Regions from separate parts of the Homo sapiens genome. Here region 2 is linked to region 1. Evidence: read pairs that join two places in POLR2A ChIA-PET (ENCODE). Cell type or tissue: IMR-90. All regions are shown on one strand. Each heading gives the region's core, and the rest is flanking DNA. Links, peaks and the distances in the headings are about the cores only. Region 1 has its middle 100 kb from the start of FGF3. Region 2 overlaps LOC124902705 (a long non-coding RNA gene).

The links. Peaks named below come from ENCODE experiments on the same cell type or tissue, not always from the same donor. Only the 100,000 strongest peaks of a DNase experiment are listed, where the experiment ranks them.
Region 2: POLR2A ChIA-PET joins it to region 1 with 5 read pairs; 4 of 35 experiments call an interaction of 5 or more read pairs at or near these places.

The regions. Positions count from the first base shown.
Region 1 is chr11:69,919,494-69,922,399 of GRCh38, forward strand. No RefSeq gene overlaps it. Among named protein-coding and RNA genes, the nearest start is that of FGF3, 100 kb to the left of the region's middle. In IMR-90, for the core only: no CTCF peak of the experiment used is centred there; no DNase peak of the experiment used is centred there.
Region 2 is chr11:70,208,784-70,211,689 of GRCh38, forward strand. LOC124902705 (a long non-coding RNA gene) reads right to left here. Exons shown (of 3, transcript XR_007062761.1): 2 at 367-474. Among named protein-coding and RNA genes, the nearest start is that of FADD, 6.9 kb to the left of the region's middle. In IMR-90, for the core only: no CTCF peak of the experiment used is centred there; a DNase peak (open chromatin) is centred at 1,448.

The DNA.
Region 1 (2,906 bases), core at 131-2,630:
CCAGGGCTCCTTCACTTCACTCACAGGCGCCTTTCCCTGCAGCTCACACAGGCACAAAGTAACACACGTGCCCGCACACTCGTGTATACACGCACACAGGCACACACTACTGCTCACATGCACATAAGTGCAATGTGTCCTCACATGAACATGAGTGCAATGGGAACACTCTTACACACCAGTTCACAGACACCCACATGCACACACTCCACCACACATGCATACACACAGACAGGTACACACTCCTCCAGGGCTCTTGGGAATAGTCCTCTGTTTTGTCACCAAGCTCCCAGGAAAGCTGCCCCTCCCTGCTGGCTCCAGGGCCTGTCACCAGCCATCCAGCTCTTGCCTGGAGTGAGTCCTCCCTCCTCAGGGTGAGTCCTTCCTCCTTGGGGTGAGTTCCCCTCCTGGGGTGAGTCCTCCTTCCTGAGGTAAGTCCTCCCTTCTCAGGGTGAGTCCTCTCTCCTCAGGGTGAGTTTCCCTCCTGGGGTTAGTCCTCCTGCCTCTGAGTGAGTTCCCCCTCCTCAGGGTGAGTCCTCCTCAGGGTGAGTTCCCCCTCCTTGGGTGAATGCTCCCTTCTCACGGTGAGTTCCCCTCCTAGAGTGAGTCCTGCCTCCTCTGGGTGAGTCCCCCTCCTGGGATGCGTCCTCCCTCCTGAGGTAAGTCCATCCTTCTCAGGGTGAGTCCTCCTCAGGGTGAGTTCCCCCTCCTAGGGTGACCCCTCCTTCCTCAACCCGGAGTTCCCCTCCTGGGGTGAGTCCTCTCACCTCTGGGTGAGTTCCCCCTCCTCAGGGTGAGTTCCCCTCCTGAGGTGAGTCCTCCCTTCTCTGGGTGAGTTCCCCTCCTGAGGTGAGTCCTGCCTCCTCAGGGTGAGTTCCCCTCCTGGGTGAGTGCCCCCCCCTCTAGATGAGTTCCCCCTCCTCTGGGTGAGTCCCCCTCCTTAGGGTGAGTTCCCCTCCTGAGGTGAGTTTCCCTCCTGGGGTAAGCCCTCCCGCTTCTGGGTGAGTCCTCCCTTTTCAGGCTGAGTCCTCCCTCCTGGGGTGAGTCCTCCCTCAGGTCCACCTCCTCTCCCCAGCCGGCTTCCATGGGGCTTCTTCAGTGGTTCCAGCTGGCGTGTGCCAGTCCCCCAGGAGGTCCAGGTCCTTTCTCGACATTTTCCTCAGCTGCTGGGGCTGCAGGGGATGCACCAGCTGCATGGACGGGGTGGCATTGCCTGATCCCACCTCCCACAAACGTCTGTGCACCTGCCCCTGCCCCAGTGCTGCAGCCTCAGTGTAGATGTGGCCACACAGGGCCTGCAACCACTGAGCTCCGAAGCCCCAACCTGCAGCCATGGGGCGGGGGGACATGAATTCGAAGCCCTGTGGCATCAATAGGGTAATGTGGCGGGTACCAGGTGGGGTCCTCCTGCTGCCCCAGGAGCGGGGCCCACCGCGGCCTGCAGCAGCCACAGGTGCAGGAGGGTGGGGGAGGCTGTCAGAGGCTATCAGTGCCCAAGCTGCCTTCTGCTTGGGGACAGCCCTCAGATGAGTCCCTGGGAGCCCGGTGCTCCTCAGCGAGGGCCTGGGCTGGGGTTTGGGGCTGCTCCCTGGCTCTGCCCATCAGCAGCATGACACAGGCAGGCCGGGCCACTCAGGGCTCCAGACTTCTCAAGGTGCAGTGTGGCAGGACAGCCTCCCTGAGGGTGTTCTGAGGACTCGGAGCTGCCTCTGAAGTTCCTACTCACTGTTCACTCCAATACATGAGGTTAGGGTCAGGTCGGGTAATCAGTGAGACACCAACCCCCTGCCACCCCTAGGAAGGTGGGGAGGGCCAAGTCCTGGCTGCTCATGGCATCCTGGCTTTTCAGGAGCCCTTCGGTCAAAAATAAAATGATCTGCTTGCCCTACAAGAAATAAAGCTGGGGTGACCCAGAGAGGCTGGGCTCAGCCTGGGAAAGGGGGTGTCCCAAGAGAAGGAGGAGGGTAAAGGGCTGTGGCCTCTCCGGAGGGGGCCACCGGGAGTCACCGAGAGGCAGCAGGACCAAGGGGGAGGCTCTGGGCATCCTGCCGAGAGCACCACAGGTTAAAAAACCCTACCCAAGGCCTTTGATCCCCTGCTGGGGAGAGATTGGATGTCCCTTGAACCCCAGGAGGAACCAGACCTCGGGCTGGATTTTATTCTGTGGAGACAAGTGAAGCTTCGTGACATCCACGGCGTGAGTCCTGGGGAGTGGAGCTGTCCAGCCTGTGGCTCTGGGCCTGCGTCACGCCACTTGTGGGTGGGCCTGTGTCACGCAGCTCACGGGACAGAGCCAGGACACCCCGAGGAAGGCTGGGGCAGGACAGCCAGGCCCCCATGCTCTCGCTGGCTTCACAGTCCAACTGGGAGACAAGAAAAATGAAAATCAAGGTTCAGGGCTGGCGGCACGAGGACCCTGGGGCTCCCTGGTGGCTGGATTTCAGCTATGGGAGGAAGAGACAGTGCGTTTCTGGGTAGTGAGGGGCCCAGCACAGACAAGGCCTGGAGGCTGGAAAGTTCGGGGTGTGCCCCGGGACTGGGGAGCAGGCAGGGATGGTGTGAAGTGGGTGTTGGCATCTCTACACCCGCCCAGGGCAGGACTCGGCTTGAGCCACGCCTTCTGGATCATGGGGTGCGGAAAGTGGGGCCCTGCTGTCTGCGGGGTCGGCGTGGGGTATGTGCCTTTAGGAGAAGATGGGAAAGTGACTCATGATGGGTGGCTCCGCAGCTGCCCCTTCCAGGGACTCAGGCACCTCCCGCTGTCACCATACCCCTCCCCACTTTCTCTACGTGGCTAAGGAGTGGGGATCTCAGGCCAGCGGGGGGAGCCCAGGGCACAGCTCCAGCAGGGCTGGCCCCTCAGAGCTTCCAGGCTGCAGCAGGCAGGGGTTGGAAGAGGTGAGAAG
Region 2 (2,906 bases), core at 200-2,699, 290 kb after region 1:
CCCTCTCCAGGACTCACTCCCTGGTGCTCCTGAGACCACACCCCACACAAACTATTCTTGCTGAAGTCACAGGCTGCTGCAGCATTTTTGTTCTACCTGAATCTCTAGGGCCTCTGACACCTTCCGTGACCATTCTCTCCAGGAGCTCTTCTCCCTCTCCGCTGTCCTCCTCTCAGGTCCCTCACACCCTCCCCCAGCCTCAGCCTCACCCCTCCTCTAGGGAGCACAGCCCTTTCTTAGCCTCACCCATCCTAGGTCCCTGGTACCTGCCAGGTATCTCTAGCCCAGATCTTTCTCTTGCCCCAGACCCCAACTGCCTAGGGGCAGCCTCACAGTGGCTGCTATAGCAAACTACCACGTACTTACCGCCTTAAGCGGCACAAGTTTATCTTATGGTTCTGGAGGTCAGAGGTCCAAAATGTCTCTCCCTGGTCTACAAATCAGGTGTCAGCAAGCTGGTTCCTCCCGGAAGACCTAGAAGAGAATCCGTGTCTTGCCTTTTGCATCTTCTAGAGGCTGCCTGCATTCTTTAACTCATGGCCCCTCCCTCCATCTTCAGGCCCACAGATGAGCATCTTCCCATCTCTCTGACTGATTCTCCTGCCTCCCTCTTACAAAAACTCTAGTGACTACACTGGGCCACCTGGATAACCCAGGATCCTCTTCCCATCTCAACATCAATTTAAACACATCTGCAGAATTTCTTTGCCAGGTAGGGGAACATATTCACAGATCCCAGGGATTAGCACATGGGCACTGTCAGAGTCATGCAAGCCACACCCCAAATTCAGCCTCCCTGCAACCTGCGCCCCGTTCCGTGCCTGACACCACCATCTAGTCAGTAGCCCAAGCCACAAACCCTCCTTCCTCTCCCCACTGTCACTCTTCCCTCAATTAAAACTGGGCGCTAGGCCAGGTGCAGTGGCTCTCATCTGTAATCCCTGCACTTTGGGAGGCTGAGGTGGGAGGATTACTTGAACCCAGGAGTTTGAGGCCAGCCTCGCCAACATAGGGAAACCTCATCTCTAAAAAAAATAAAAATAAAAAAAATGTAGCTGGATGTGGTTGTGTACACCTGTGCTCCCAGCTACTCGGGAGACTGAGGCAAGAGGATTGCTTGAGCCCAGGAGGATGAGGCTGCGGTGAGCCATGATCACACCACTGCAATCCAGCCTGGGTAACAGAGCAAGACCCTGTCTCAAAAAAAAATAAAAGTAAGCACCAGGTCCTATACTTTGTAACTCACAAGTGTCTCTCCCATCCACCTCTTCTGCTACCTGCCGCCACCCCCACTCCCAGTGGGGCCTCAGCCCTTTCCACTGGACAACCACAGTGAGTGACCTCGCAATTCATCTTCCGCCTCTGCCCCGCCTTCCACCCATCCAGCCCATCTCCCATCAGCAGCCAGAAATAAACTGAGTCATAACACAGTCCCCTGACTCTTCTTAGAAGCCACGAACTCTGTCCATATTTTTTTGTTTTATATTTTTATTCCCGTGATAATTAATCTGAGTCATCTTGCTGACTGCTTTCTAGCCACACAAATCCTGTGTGAATTGCATTTGGAATCAGACAGGCAAACATGACGTGGGGTAGCATGTGCTCATGCCAGAGTGACCCGTCCCCCAGTGTCTGCTGAGATAAAGGCAAGACTTCTCTTTTACAGGGAAATTTGCAATTGAAAGATACTTCCATCAAAGAAGCTCTTAGTTTCTTGAATCATTTACTAAGTTGAGACCCCGTGGCAAGAATCATGGATGCCAACCCCAGTAATGGTCACCAAGGAACAGAGGCCAATTCAATGCATGAATGGGGTCCTCATGGAAAGCCAAATGACATATGATTTAAGTTTTTGAGGTGTGGCTCAAATAGAAAAAGAATATCGTGGACCATTTGAGTCACCCCCAGGCACATGGCAAGTACAAGGCCTTCCAAACTCCCACGCCTCCTTGATGACAGTCTGTAGACATGAAGCTACAATTTTGTTTCAGCAAAACAGCATCATACATACTGTTTAATGATTAAACAGAATGCACTTCTGTTTGGAATGAATTAAAAATGCTGAGCCCGGCACAGTCGTTCACGCCTGTAATCTCAGCACTTTGGGAGGCTGAGGTGGGAGATCTCTTGAAGCCAAGAGTTCAAAAGCCTGGGCTGCAAAGCAAGACTCCATCTCTAAAATATAATAATAATAATAAATAAATTAGGCCGGTGTGGTGGCTCATGCCTGTAATCTGAGCATTTTGGGAGGCCAAGGCGTGCAGATCACATGAGGTCACTAGTTCAAGAACAGCCTGGCCAACATGGTGAAATCCCATCTCTACTAAAAATACAAAATTAGCTAGGTGTGTTGGTACATGCCTGTAGACCCAGCTAATCAGGAGGTTGGGGCAGAAGAATTGCTTGAACCTGGGATGGGGAGGTTGCAGTGAGCTGAGAACACGCCACTGCACTCCAGCCTGGGCAACAGAACAAAACTCTTTCTCAAAATAAAATTTAAAAAAAATAAAATAAATTAGCTGGCCACAGTGGTATATTCCTGTAGTTCCAGCTACTTGGGAGGCAGGAGGATCACTAGAGCCCAGGAGTTCAGGGCTATAGTGAGCCATCGTTGCGCCACTGCACTCCAGCCTGGGCAGCAGAGCAAGACCCTGTCTCAAAAAACAGAGGAAAGAAAAGAAAGGAAAAAATAGTAATCATACCTGACGTTAAATATGTTATTAATCTGAATTCTACGAGTTTTGTAGGCTTCTCTCTCCCCAATTTGCAATTTTATTGGCGATTTATAGTTTCCAAGGGCTAGACACATGGGCTTCTATTCCACATCTGGCTATATATTTGTGCCTATTGATGTTTCATTATTGAAATGAAAACCTGGTCATCATGGGAGTCTGGGCAATGTTTTA